2 separate regions of the Homo sapiens genome follow, and region 2 is linked to region 1. A link is a contact called in ENCODE Hi-C or POLR2A ChIA-PET data. All regions are on one chromosome and are shown on one strand. Each heading gives the region's core, a stretch centred on a gene start or an enhancer-like site at or near the end of the contact. The rest is flanking DNA. Distances are from core to core; before and after follow the strand shown. Region 1 overlaps SMPD3 (sphingomyelin phosphodiesterase 3). Region 2 has its middle 43 kb from the start of SMPD3.

The links. A loop is a pair of places that touch in the nucleus more often than their neighbours do. ChIA-PET counts read pairs that join two places held with the same protein, here RNA polymerase II (POLR2A). Pooled maps may share reads with other maps.
Region 2: a pooled map shows a loop between it and region 1 (2.4-fold over the local background). The contact joins two enhancer-like sites. A Hi-C loop is called at or near these places in 6 of 168 maps with a recorded cell type or tissue (HL-60/S4, dorsolateral prefrontal cortex, heart right ventricle and 1 more), 4 of 37 single-sample maps with no recorded cell type and 10 of 50 pooled maps. POLR2A ChIA-PET finds 5 or more read pairs at or near these places in 4 of 52 experiments (Caco-2, OCI-LY7, Panc1 and 1 more).

Annotation. Positions count from the first base shown.
Region 1 is chr16:68,365,715-68,372,194 of GRCh38, forward strand. It overlaps SMPD3 (sphingomyelin phosphodiesterase 3), which reads right to left. Exons shown (of 9, transcript NM_018667.4): 3 at 5,145-6,480. The coding sequence starts at 6,467. Among named protein-coding and RNA genes, the nearest start is that of PRMT7, 58 kb to the left of the region's middle. RefSeq lists enhancers at 1,275-1,828, 1,829-2,381, 2,808-3,007, 3,972-4,161. Within about 2 kb of position 4,002, at least 2 of the 41 ENCODE cell types and tissues checked have a DNase peak (open chromatin) inside an H3K27ac peak, as active enhancers do.
Region 2 is chr16:68,487,987-68,494,466 of GRCh38, forward strand. No RefSeq gene overlaps it. Among named protein-coding and RNA genes, the nearest start is that of SMPD3, 43 kb to the left of the region's middle. Within about 2 kb of position 3,210, at least 5 of the 41 ENCODE cell types and tissues checked have a DNase peak (open chromatin) inside an H3K27ac peak, as active enhancers do.

The DNA of each region.
Region 1 (6,480 bases), core at 2,752-5,251:
CCTGGCTCCATCCTGAGCCCACTGTGGCAGCATCCTCTTCAGGTCTCCCCTCTGCCCCGACCTCCTGCTTACCTCCTTTACCCAAGACGGAGCAGGTGACCCTGGCAGGATCCCAAAGGCTGGCTTAATACAAATTAGCATCTCCACTGTACCCTGCAGGCAATTCATAACTGCCCTACCCCAGGTGGGGGCAAGATGGAGCCCTTGTCAGTGCTCAGCCCAGGAGAGGTGAGGGATGGCCACAGAGATGCCCTGCACAGAGAGGCCGCTTACCAGCTCCTCATCCCCTGCCCCTGGGATTCCTTCCCTCCTGTGCCTCTGTACCCTCCCCAAGCCATGCAAATCCATTCCAGACTGAGTTTCCCAAGATGAGGAGACCCCAGACCCAAAAAGCACTCCAGGGAGGTGGCTGGGCAGGACACACTGCCTCTCCCAGTTGTTGGCTGAGGGCAGAGGGCCGCAGGGTGGGTGCCCCACATCTGTGGAGCTCACAGCAGCCCAAACGTCACAGCCCATCTGCTCCAACAGCCTCGGCAGGCTCCGTCCTTCCTTCACTGCTGCAGTCGGTCAGGCTGGTATTATCTCCTCCATCTGGACGTCCTCAGCAGCAGGTGCCCCTGGCTTTCTACAGCTCTTCATCCCCTTCCCAGCCCTAATGCACAGCCTTCCTTCCCCAGCACCTGGGGGTACGAACGTCTGGCTGTTCAGCCCCACAGGTTCACCATTCACTTCTTGCCCACAGACAGACCCAAACCTTAGCCTAACAGCATCCCCGCCCCCCGAATGGCTCTGTGAGATCACGCAGCATTGATGGTTCTGCTGCAAAAACAAAACACTGATGAAGCCGCCATGCTCAAAAGGCCACATGAGGCTGAGCACGGTGGCTCACGCCTGTAATCCCAGTACTTTGGGAGGCCGAGGCAAGTGGATCACCTGAGTTCAGGAGTTCGAGACCAGCCTGGCCAACATGATGAAACCCCATCTCGACTAAGAATACAAAAATTAGCCGGGTGTGCTGGGCACAGTGGCTCACACCTGTAATCCCAGCATTTTGGGAGGTTGAGGCAGGCAGATCACAAGGTCAGGAGTTTGAGACCAGCCTGACCAACATGGTGAAACGCTGTCTCTACTAAAAATACAAAAATTAGCCGGGCGTGGTGGTATGTGCCTGTAATCCCAGCTATTCAGGAGGGTGAGGCAGGAGAATCGCTTGAACCTTGGAGGCGGAGGTCACAGTGAGCCAAGATCATGCCACTGCACTCCAGCCTAGGCAACAGAGTGAGACTCTGTCTCAAAAAAAAAAAAAAAAATTAGCTGGGTGTGCATGCCTGTAACCCCAGCTATTCAGGAGGCTGAGGCAGGAGAATCCCTTGGACCTGGGGGGCGGAGGTTGCAGTGAGCCAAGATCGCCCCATTGCACCACTCTGGCCTGGGCGACAGAATGAGACTGTCTCAAAATAAATAAAAGACCACACGGGGGCGCCGTCTTCAGGCAACAACTGCTCCTCCTCCATGAGGATCATCTCAGGCCCAGTGGGCTCGTGCTGGGGTGGGGTGGCGACGCATGGACATTACTTTTCTGGGTCCTTACAACGGCTCAGGCACATGATAAAGTGATGCTGCTTTTACCGTTGAACACACTGAGGCCAGAAGTTGAGTTGTGGGCCGGGGTCACAGGCTCACATGGTCTAAGAGGCAGCTTCCAGTCGGATCTGTTTGTCGTGCGCTGCTGTGCGCTGCTCTGCGCTGCTTTCTGAGGGGCTGGTGTCTTTGCGGTTTCTCCCCGGCCGCCTGTTTGTTGGTCTTAAGGCGTCAGCCTCTCACTCATCCAACACTTGGTGTCACCTGCCCCGCGCTGTGTCCCGGACAGGGTTGGACACTCGCAGGGAGGCCTCAGACTGGGCCCTGCACGACAAGAACCCACTGGCCGGAGGAGTGACGAGGTCCTGCTCCCTCCCGCCCCGCTTCTCCCTCCTCATCTGCCGTGTGATCTCACCAAGATCCACTTGATTATTTGCTGGGCCTCATTGATTCCTGGCTCGTGGCCTTGGGAGCCGCAGAGCCTTGTGTTTCTCTTGCAAAAACAAGCAATCACACGAAAGGCTGTGCCTTTGAGTCCTGGCGGGCAAAGACTGTCAACGGAAGAGGTGTCCAGAATAAGGCTCTATTGTAGGTGAGGAAAAAGGGATTCCAGTCCCTTCCTTCACAGAGCCACATTTCCCTGAAGGCTCTGAAGTCCCATACGGGAAACCATGAGGGCCTTCCGGGAAGGAGGGGACCGCTGATTTCTGCAGCGAGTCCCTCCAGCGTCCCGGCCCCTCTCCGGCTGGGCCTGTCCCCAAGGCAGCCCCACGTACTTCACTTCTCCGCGCTGGGATCCGCGTGTGCTGGGCACACCACAGCTCTGCTGTCCTGGTGCTCTGTCTGATGGACAGACAAGACCCTGGGCACGAGGGCAGAGGAGCCCATGAAGGGAAGAGAGGATTGTGTGGCTGGCCGCTGAGGGAGCTCCATGAGGTGGTGTGGCCACACCCAGTGTGGGACCAAGACAAGCAGGGGCCAGGGGTACAGGAGCCCCTCATCGGGGTTGTGGCTGGGGCAGAGCTGGAGCTAAGGGTGGCGGGGGCAGGGGGGCGGGAGGTGGTACAAGGTGACGTTCAGACTTCCTGAGGCAGTGGAGGGCATAAGAGGAGTCACACCTGGCCTCAGACGAGGAGGGTGGCTGAAACCACAGCAGGGCTGATGCAGAGGAGGGGGCCTGGGCCAAGGGAGCTGGAGATGTGGGGTGCACCCAGGGCCATCTGGAAAGTGAGCTAGGGGCCTGGAATGGATGGGTCGGGCACAGGACAGAGCAGCCAAGGTGGTCCTTCTGGCTTCAGGATGGCAGAACACAGAAGAGGAGCAGCCCGGGGCAGAGGCTGAGTCTGGTTTGCGAGTGAATGGGGATGTGTCCTGGAGGCAGCCAGATGTAGGGCTGGGGGGAGAGGTCTGGGCCAGGACAAAGCAGAGGGGCCTCAGAAAGGGCAGAAATGGAAGCTGCAGAGTCTCACTCCCAGGCAGGTGTCATGATGGTTGCTGGGAAACCCCACTGCGGGGCAGCCAACCACGGCTCCAGCTCACTGCAGCCGCGTGGGGTACGGAATGTGGCAGGCCTGGGGCTGCTGAGAGAACCTGCAAACCGGGTTTTCTGTGAAATATCTTGATTTTAACATATTGGTCAAGGCTGGGTATGGTGGCTCACGCCTGTAATTCCAGCACTTTGGGAGGCCGAGGTGGGCAGATCACCTGAGGTCGGGAGTTTGAGATCACCCTGACCAACACGGTGAAACTCCGTCTCTACTAAAAATAAAAAATTAGCCAGGCGTGGTGGTGCATGTCTGTAATCCCAGCTACTTGGGAGGCCATGGCAGGAGAATTGCTTGAACCCGGGAGGCAGAGGTTGTGGTGAGCCGAGATCGTGCCACTGCACTCCAGCCTGGACAACAAGAGTGAAACTCCGTCTCAAAAAAAAAAAAAAAAAATTGGTCAATACAAAAAATTTTTGAATGTCATAGATCAGGTTACAGTTTGAGACCCAGGAGGTAGAGGAAGATGAAAAGAACTTTCAGGACAGAACCTGGGAGGAGGGGCTGTCCCAGGCAGACACTGTTGAGCTCAGTGGGAACAGTGAGGGTGCCCCACAGAGGAGGGAGGTGGGGACAGGATGTGTGGATTGATCTGTGCAGAAGTGGGCTGGGGTAGGGGGCGGGGGAGGGCCCGGCCTCTGAGCCACCTGTAGTAGGGTGGGAGTGAGGGGTGGGAGTAAGGGGCACATCCTCCCACCCTGGACCTGGCAACACATCCCCTTCCTCCCCAGAAAGTCACTCTAGCTGTCGAGACAAAAATATATCCAGGGAACAGAACACCAACGGACCATATGCCAAAATGGGAAGGTTGGATCTATCTGTCAGGAGTTGCTTCAATTTCAGCATCCCTTGCTGTGAATGAAGAGCAGAGGACCCAAACTCTGGGCCTGGCAGAGCCACACAAGAGCCATGGACGAACCAGAAGTGGGGGCCAGGGCCCTTGCTGCCTGCCCTGGCTCCCATAGGGCTTGAAGACAAGCTCTGCCACTCATGGCAGGCGCCAGGTTGCGCACCAGTGTTTCCCTGGGCAGGCGGAGTGTGGTTGCTTCTGAAGGCGAACTGGGAAGTGAGGAAACCTGCCCTAGGCAGGCCTCTGAACCGCAGCCCTCCCTGCAAAGCCACCACTTTTTCATGTCTCACCCTAAAGGGACAGAACCCACATCTGAAACAGCTGCTGCCTCTCAGGGCAGAAAGCCCTGTGCTGCATCCACTGGCCAAATGACACTTCAGAAAACCGTGGAAGCACCATGAGCGGCTTTTGGATAGAGAACAAAAGTCGACACTCTGAGCATCTCAGGCGCAGTAGAAGATAATGTGTAATGACCAAATTACCACAGCCTAAAAACTCCTCCAATCGAATCCAAATTAGCAGAAATAATTATGATTCACTTTAATTAGTGACTATGGAAGCGAAACCATGGCTGGTGGGCAGACAGCCTGGCAGGGCAGCTGCACGACAGCCAGGAGGGAGGGGTGTCCAGGCCAGGGAAGCTAGTGGCCTCAGTGAGCCAGGCGGTGTCACGGCCTGGAGACCTGAGGGTCCCGTCTGCTTGCCTGATGCGCTTGGTCTGGGCTGGTCTCTCTGCCTCGTTATGAACCGACAGGGCCCCTACCTCCTGTTCTTCCTCACTTTATCACTGCCACCATCTCCACGGCTACCACCGCCACTCTTGCGCCAGCTCGGAACCCTTCCCAGGCCTTACTGCTCTGTTCCACTCCCACCCTCTCTCCACTTTACAGTTGGGGAAATGGTGGCTCAGAGATCTGAGGAACGGGCCCAGATCACCCAGATGGGTCTGTCTGAGCCCAGAGCCTCGGTGCTCATCCCTGCATTGGTCTTGACCCTGTCCCCGAGCCAGGGCCCTGCTGTTTGGCTCCAGGAAAGACCGCGTCTGCCTCCCACTCCAACCTCCCACTCCAGCCCCCATGACGATGAGGACTCCCCGCTGCAGCCCCCCTGCCTACATGGCTCTAGGACCAGCTGGCACGTGGTCCTCAGGCTGGGCCGAGGTCTCCTACCTTGAGAAACAGAGCTCCCTTAGAGGCCAGGGCATCGTCGTTACACTTGTTGGGGTAACAGTGATAGGCCACGTCCATGATGGGGTAGCGGCTGGCAAAGAGGAGGCCGCTGTTGAGACACTTGAAGCTGCAGCAGCCCTGGCAGCCGTAGACCCCGACGTCGTACAGGATGTACTCGAAGTAGCCGTGCAGCTGCTCTTTCAATTTGGTGGCTGCTCGCTTGTCAAACACCTCCTGCAGGCACAGGAAGTCCAGGTTGGCGGGGAAGAAGGCGGAGACCTCATGGTCGAAGGCCTCGTCGGGGTGCCGCCTCCTGCGTGCAGCCGCCTTCTTCACCACCGAGGCCTTGTACAGGAGCTTGCTGTTGGCACCTGGCTCCCCGCTGGCACTGGTGTCTGGCCCAGCTCGCCCCTTCACCAGGGACTCCCGGGAGGCCGAGGGGCTGCCCAGGCTCCCTGAATCCCCGTCCTGCTGATTATGGTTGGGCGTCTGGCCCCTTGGGCCCCCGCCAGCTCCGTTCCTGGCCTGGCCCCCAGGCACAGGGTCGTCAGCTTCAGGTGGCCGGCCGCCCTCCTCGCCACCGATGCGCACGATGCAGGCATCCTCCGGGCTGCTGCTGTCGACAGGGTCCCCAGAGGCTGGGCCGTTGGCAGCCTCGTCACCGGGGTGCCGCCCACCGTCACCCTTGTACTCCACAGAGGCTGTCCTCTTAATGCTCCCGGGGACGGCCCGGGCCACCCCATCGCCGCCCTGTGGTGACACCAGGCTGCTGAAGCTAGCGGCGCTGATGGAGGTATTGGTGGGGGAGTCGATGTAAATTTTGATCTGGGGCCGGGCGGCCCCATTGCGGATTCTCTGCCCGATCTCCTTGGCCCGCGCTTGGGTGTTAAAAAGGTTGTTGACCCTGGCGAGTGAGTCGGGCAGGAGGCAGACGTTGGCAGTGGCAAAGCAGAAGCTTTTGCCAGGCCCCGTGCCCTTCCATTCACTGAGCAGGGCTGCCCCACCGGCCAGGCCCTTGTCTTCCAGCCGTGAATAGATGTAGGGCCGGCGGGCCGACTGCAGTGGGGACCAGAAGAGAAAGCCGAGAAACGCAAAGGGCAGCGAGGCCACCAGGAGGGCCAGGTAGATGGGCGTGAAGAGGGCAGTGCAGAGCAGCTGCAGGCAGCACGGGTCGTCTGCCCGCTGGCGCTTCTCGTAGGTGGTGGGTATGAAGGAGGCAGCGAGCCGGTCCACCAGCCAGTAGCATGGAAAGATAAGGGCCCAGGACACACAGTGCAGGGCGGACAGACAGCTGTTAGGAAAGGGGGTCGTGTACAAAACCATCGCAGCTCACTGG
Region 2 (6,480 bases), core at 1,960-4,459, 120 kb after region 1:
TAGCAGCTTGCGGGGCATTATTTTGGGGCATTATTTCCTAGATTTGATCCCCAAAGACTGATTCCCCCTGGGCTTCCTATACTTGTCCTCTGCACTGTTCCCTGATTGATCTAGGCAGAGTAGGAGTTCTCACCCGCCTGTATGACCCAGCTCCCCCAAGAAAGACCAGCTCATCTAAGGCTGGAGCTGAACGGGAACGACAAGGCCATGGGGCTGGGTAGGGAAAGAGTCTCCCTTGCACAGTTATCAGGCCAGGGACCTGCTCAGGACCCCTGAACAGTGTCTCATGTGTGTAATGTCAGCACTTTGGGAGGCTGAGTGGGGATGATCAGGTCAGGAGTTCTAGACCAGCCTGGGCAACAAAACGAGACCCCATCTCTACAAAACTTCACAAAAGTAGGCGTGGTGGCACACGCCTACAGTCCCAGCTACTCAAGATGCTGAGGTGAGAGGATCGCTTGAGCTCAGGAGTTTGAGGCTGCAGTGAGCTATGATCACCCCACCGCACTGTAGCCTGGGCAACAGAACAAGATCCCGTCTCTAAAAACAAAAAAAAAAAAAACAGCTTTATTAAGATATAGTTGAAATATGTAAACAGCACATACTTAAAAAGTACAATCTGATGAATTTTAACATATGTATGCATACACCTGTGAAACTGCTACCACCGTCAAGATAATGAACACATCCATCAACTCTAGAAGTTTCCTCCTGTCCCTTTGTGATCTCTCCCTCCCATCTCCACCGTCTCCAGGCAACCACCCATCTGCTGCTCTCTGTTACTGTAGATGAGTTAGCATTTTCTGAATTTTAAATAAATGGAATTATCTACTATGTACTATTTTTGTTTGTTCTTTCATTCAGTGTAATTATTTTGAGATTCATCCTTGCTGTGTATGTTAATAGTTAATTTCTTCTCATTGCTAAGCAGTATTCCATTGTATAGATTATACCACAATTTGTTAACTCTTCACTTGTTGATGGATATTTGGGTTGATTCCAGTTTGGGGTCATTACAAATAAAGTTGCCATGAATGTTCATATGCAAGGGTCTGTGTGAATACATGCTTTTATTTCCCTTGGGTAAATACCTAGTAGTGAAGGCTGGGAGTGGTGGCTCATGCCTATAATCCCAGCACTTTGGGAGGCAGAGGTGGGAGGATCTCTTGAGGCCAGGAGTTCCAGACCAGCCTGGGCAACACAGTGAGACCACTTCTCTACAAAATATTTAAAAATTAGCTGTACATGGTGGCATGAGCCTGTAGTCCTAGCTGCTCAGGAGGCTGAGGCAGGAGGATTGCTTGAGCCCAGCAGTTCGAGGCTGTAGTAAGTTATGATTGTACCACTGCACTGTAGCCAGTAAGTTATGATTGTACCACTGCACTGTAGCCTGGACGGCAGAGCAAGACCCTGTCTCAGTCAGTCAATTAATCAATCATTCAGTATATAGGAGTGGAATGGCTGGGTCATGTAATAGATATGTTTAATGTTTTGTTGTTGTTGTTCTTTAGGCCAATACAGCAGAATAGAAATATTGAACTTTTTTTTTTTTTGAGACGGAGTCTCGCCCTGTCACCCAGGTTGAAGTGCAATGGCGCGATCTCGGCTCACTGCAATCTCCGCCTCCCAGGTTCAAGCGATTCTCCTGCCTCAGCCTCCTGAGTAGCTGAGATTGCACGCGTGTGCCACCGCGTCCGGGAAAATATTTAACTTTTAAAGAAACTGCTGAAGTACCTTCTAAAGCAGTCAATTTGCCATTCCCATCAGCACGTATGAGGCTTCCGCATAGCCTTTCTTGGCTGGCTACAAACTACTGCAGAAGCTTCAGAACTGAGTCTCCCATTGGGTTTACCTGGCTGGTGACTACAATCAAAGCCCTGAGGCCTGCACTCCCTGGGCCCCAGACAAAGAGGGAGGGGTGTCCTAGAAATACTTGCTGAAGACAGTGTCAGGAATCTGCATTCTCTAAGGAAGCTTCTTGGCCCCAGGACTGCCCCAGGGGTGGGAAATATTGAGCAGGACCCAAGGGGCCCTCTAGCTCAGCATTGGAAAAAAATCACTCTGCACCTGAAGAGGCCACAGTCCCATATTACAGCCCAACTCTCATGAAACTCACTTTTGCATAACTAAGTATCTGAGCTGGTGTCAGGGCCCCCAAAAGCAGTCATGGTCGCTGGCTCAGAGACCTGTTCCAGGGAGGTGGTCCCCCAGTAGACTGCCCAGGAAGGACCTGAAGAACTGAGGGCCCTAGAGTCCTGAGGACCCTCCTGGGTGGAAGGATACTGATCTAGGCCTATTCCCCACTGGAAGGAGCTATGGGGCAGCACCCAGGACTAGAGGACAACGTCCATGTACCTACCCATTACTGCTGGGGCCTGGCCTTTCCAGCTGGCCCTGCTTGTGGCTCAGGATCCCTGATGTTAGGAGGTGGTACAATCTTTAGGGTGTGAGCCCCTCCAGAGTCTGGGGTGTGCTATGCATTTATCCATCCATTCATTCATCAACATTTATCAATGTCTCCTAGGAGCCAGAGATGACTCAGGCAAGTTGGATCCAGTTGTGAAGCCTCCCGTTCCCTTCCAAGGGATCTAGACAGTATTTAACAGGAGGGGCACTTGTTAAATGCTGTCCAGGGTTTTTCTTTTTTCTTTTTCTTTCTTTTTTTTTTTTTAAAGAGACAGGGTCTTATGTTGCCCAGGCTGGTCTGGAACTCCTGGCCTCAAGCAATCCCCCTGCCTTGCACTCCCAAAGGGCTGGGATTATAGGTGTGAGCCACCATCTATGCCAGCCAAGGTTTGTGTTTTAGAAAGATCCCTGGCAGGCAATATGGAGAGTGATTTAGAGCCCAGGGAGCTTATTAGGAGGAGGTGAGGGAGGGTCTACCTGGGCAGTGTGTCAGGAAGACAGGGAAGGACAGATGTGGGGTGAGGGCAGAGGACAGTCAGCACATCGGTGCTGCCAACCCTTTCCTCTCATGGCTTCAGCAATGCTGCTCTCACCGGTTCCCACCACACACTGTGTGCGTAAATAGATGGAGGGGTGGTGGGAGGGATGGGGGATGGGTGTTTGGGCTCAGGGGCGAATCTTGGACCGAGCACTGTGAGGTGACGGTGGGGCCAAGGCTTGCATCTCCCCACCCACCTGTCCACTGCCATTGTGGAGCAGCCAGTGTGGAACAGCCAGGTGCGGGTGGGGACTGCAGGTGTCCTCCCCAGTCCAGCAGGAAACCACTGACTCATGTCTGACAGCTCTCAGCCTGGATGGGCTCCCGGAGGCTGTTAGTCACCTGTGAAACAAGGGCACGTGATCCCTTCTTGCCCTGAATTCCTCAGGCTGTGGACTCCCTGGGACCACAAGTTTGAACTTCTAGGAAAGAAGGGACTCAGGTTTTTTTGGAGACCCCCATCCTCAGGGGCAGGAGGGGAGGGGAGAGGAAACCCGAGCCTGGTGAGGAGGTTAAAAGTTTGAACTTGATCCCTGCCAAGGAGGAGTTGGGTCTCAGCTGTGATCACTGAGCCTTTGCATCCTGTAACCTTTTTCTGGTTACGCATGGCAAGTACAGCACTGGCCAGGCACGTTTCTGTCGTTTACACTGATCCACAGAAGCCTCTGTCCACAGACGACCTCAAAATGGCATTCACCGTAAGCAGAATTCACCTTCAAAACGCTACGTGAGTCCAGGGGGGCAGCGAAGAAGAGGCCGAAGGAGCAGTGGGGCAGGGGTCGCGGGTCTCTGTGGTGTGGAGGGGGCAGCGCCGGGAATGTGCGGGGAAGCCTGGAGGCCTGGGTCCCAAGCCCCTGTGCCAATTGCTGGGGGCCCATGAGACTCACTCCACCTTGCTGAGCTGATTCTGGACCCTGATCACAAGGGACTGCAAATCCGTGTTCTCGTGCCTTCAATCTGGGCCTGCCAGGGTTGAGACACGGCACAGACCCTCTGAGTTGGCTTTGGGAAGATAGATGGAAGCCATTCCCTCTTGCTTCTCCGGTGCAGGCTGCAACTCGTCAGCCAGTTGATACCAAGTGTTTACAGTGCATGAATCTCGACCCGAGATCTACAACAGGCCAGCTGGGAGAATTTCATTTGATTGTGAGGAATGTGATTATTTGGCCATTGGCTCCTGGCCTGTGAGCCACTCATGAGTCTTTTGAACCACCCGGGGTTTCAGTCTCAGTGTTTCCAAAAGCTGGGAGGGCACTTAGACACGTCCACCGAAACCTTTATTTGATATATGAAATGGAGATCCCGAGGGGAGGAACAGCCACCGAGGCCCTGGCTAGAAGTGGTCAAGCTTGTCCGCATGGGCTCCGAGGGCTCCCAGGGACCGCAACGCTTCAGCCTTCTAGGCCACACTGCAGGGTACACCCAGTGGTCGCTGCCCTGGTCACTGCCACCGCCTTGGCCTGTTCCTTGCCCTGTGGCACCACCAGTGGGGCCCTCCTCCCCTTGCCCATAAAATTCCTGAAAGAAGAGAGCCTGCCCGGTCAGGCCTGGTGGATGGACAAGGCCTTCATGTTAGCCAGGCTCCCACAGCAGTAGCAGCCACAGGGTTGGGGTGGGGGGAACTGTGCAGGTGCAGGAGTCCAGGCTCAGATAACAAAGGTGGGGAGTCCAAGGCCAGAGTGGAGGCAGAGGCCTTGGCTGTGCCCCAGTGCCAGGAGATAAGGTTTGTGAGGAGCTGGGCTGTGCCTGGCACAGGGTGGGGAGCTGTGGGTGCAGCTGCTATTCTCAGTCCAGGGCACTCCCCTGGGGCTTTGACAGTGAAGACTGGAGCCAGGCACTGAATGGGGGGGCAGCCTGAGGAATCTGGGGTGGAGGCTCAGCGAGGAGGTGTTTGGCCACAGGCCAGAGGGTCAGGCTGGGGATCCCTGAACCTGGAGTACAGAGTCCTGCCAGCAACCCAGGTGGAGCCAGTGGGGTGCCCCTCATACCTCCTGCAGCCCTGCTGGGAGGTCCCCCGGGATGGCTGCCACCTGCCTCAGGGGCAGAGGATGTGGGGGGAACTGGGTGGGGTGTGCCCTGAGGAGGGAGGCTGTGATCTTTGTGTGTATTTGTGCAGCAAACACTCCCCCAGACCCCCTGGCACCACCTGGGAGTTGCAGATGGGGGGTGCACGGCCCGGGGGTGGTGTGGCCCTTCCCTGAGGCTCAGTCACTCCCTCAAAGATCCTCTGGGCTTTCCTCTGTGTCCTCCAGGTGCTACCTGGGCCCTGTATGGAGGGCTGCATGCCCCTACAGAGCCATGGAAAGTGGCCAGACAGATGGACCCTCAGCCCCCAGGCCTCCGCTGGCCCACAGCGGAGGGAGGGTGTCCTGGGGTTCCAGTGTGTCAGGGAAAGGAGCAGATTGAATGAGCCACTGCCCCTGGCCTTCTTGATGGCCACCAAGCACTTCCAGCATCAAACCTGGGTGAAGCTGGGGCCTCACTGGGGTACCGCTCAGGGCTGTGGTCAATGTCAGACACAGGACAGTGGGGGAAGGGTGAGAAACCTGAGTGTGGCCCTCTCTGGATGGTGGGGTGAAGCCTGGGGCCCAACTACCTGCAGCCTCCCTTGGGGCTCTTGCCAGCACGAGCTGGGAGGTGGGACAGGGTTACAGGACCTGATAATGAGTCACTGGGGAGGCCACATTGGGTGCAGAGGCAGACACTCCCCCTTTTTGTGAAGCCCCAGCCATTCAATGGGGCAGCACCCCTCCTCTGACAGATTTGGAGTAGAGCTCATGCGAGGCAGCACAGCACCTTTGGCATGGGCCTTTGGCATGGGCAGCTCCACCCAATTGCTTACTATAGAAGAAGGCCCACTCCTGGTACTACAAGTGGATCTGTGCCCCAAGAGGGGCCACTATGGATGGTCAGAGGAATTCTCAGCACCTGGTACTGCCTGAACCTGGTGTCACCCAGCAGCTGGCCCATCACAGGTGAGGGACTGAGCGTGGAGGGGTGGTGGGCACCACTCATGCTGAGCACAGTGGGGGTCCTGGGACAGCCCTGGGCCTGCAGCCTGCCCTCACAGAGGTCTCATGGTGGCCTGGGAGCTCCCAGCATCCCAGGGGATGGGCATTTGTATCTGGACCGCTTGCCACAGGATTAACTGGTGCTAAAACACAGCCATTCAACAGCATTAGGGGAAATTGAAATGAAAACCATGAGGCACTGTCCCTATACCAGATGTGCCCCTCACAGCTCTGATCACAGAGCTGGGTGGTGGTGGAGGAGTCAAAGTCCTGGGCTCACTTATGTGTTCAACTTCTTGCTAGGTGGCTCTTTCTCTGCTCAGGAGGTGTCTGTGTCTGCCCAGGTGAGACAGGAGTCGCCTTGTGTATTAGTCCGTTCTCATACTGTTAATAAAGACATACTGCTATGAGGAAATACCTGAGACTGGGTAATTTATAAAGAAAAAGAGGTTTAATGGATTCACAGTTCCACATGGCTGGTGAGGCCTCACAATCATGGTGAAAGGCGAAGGAGGAGCAAAGGCA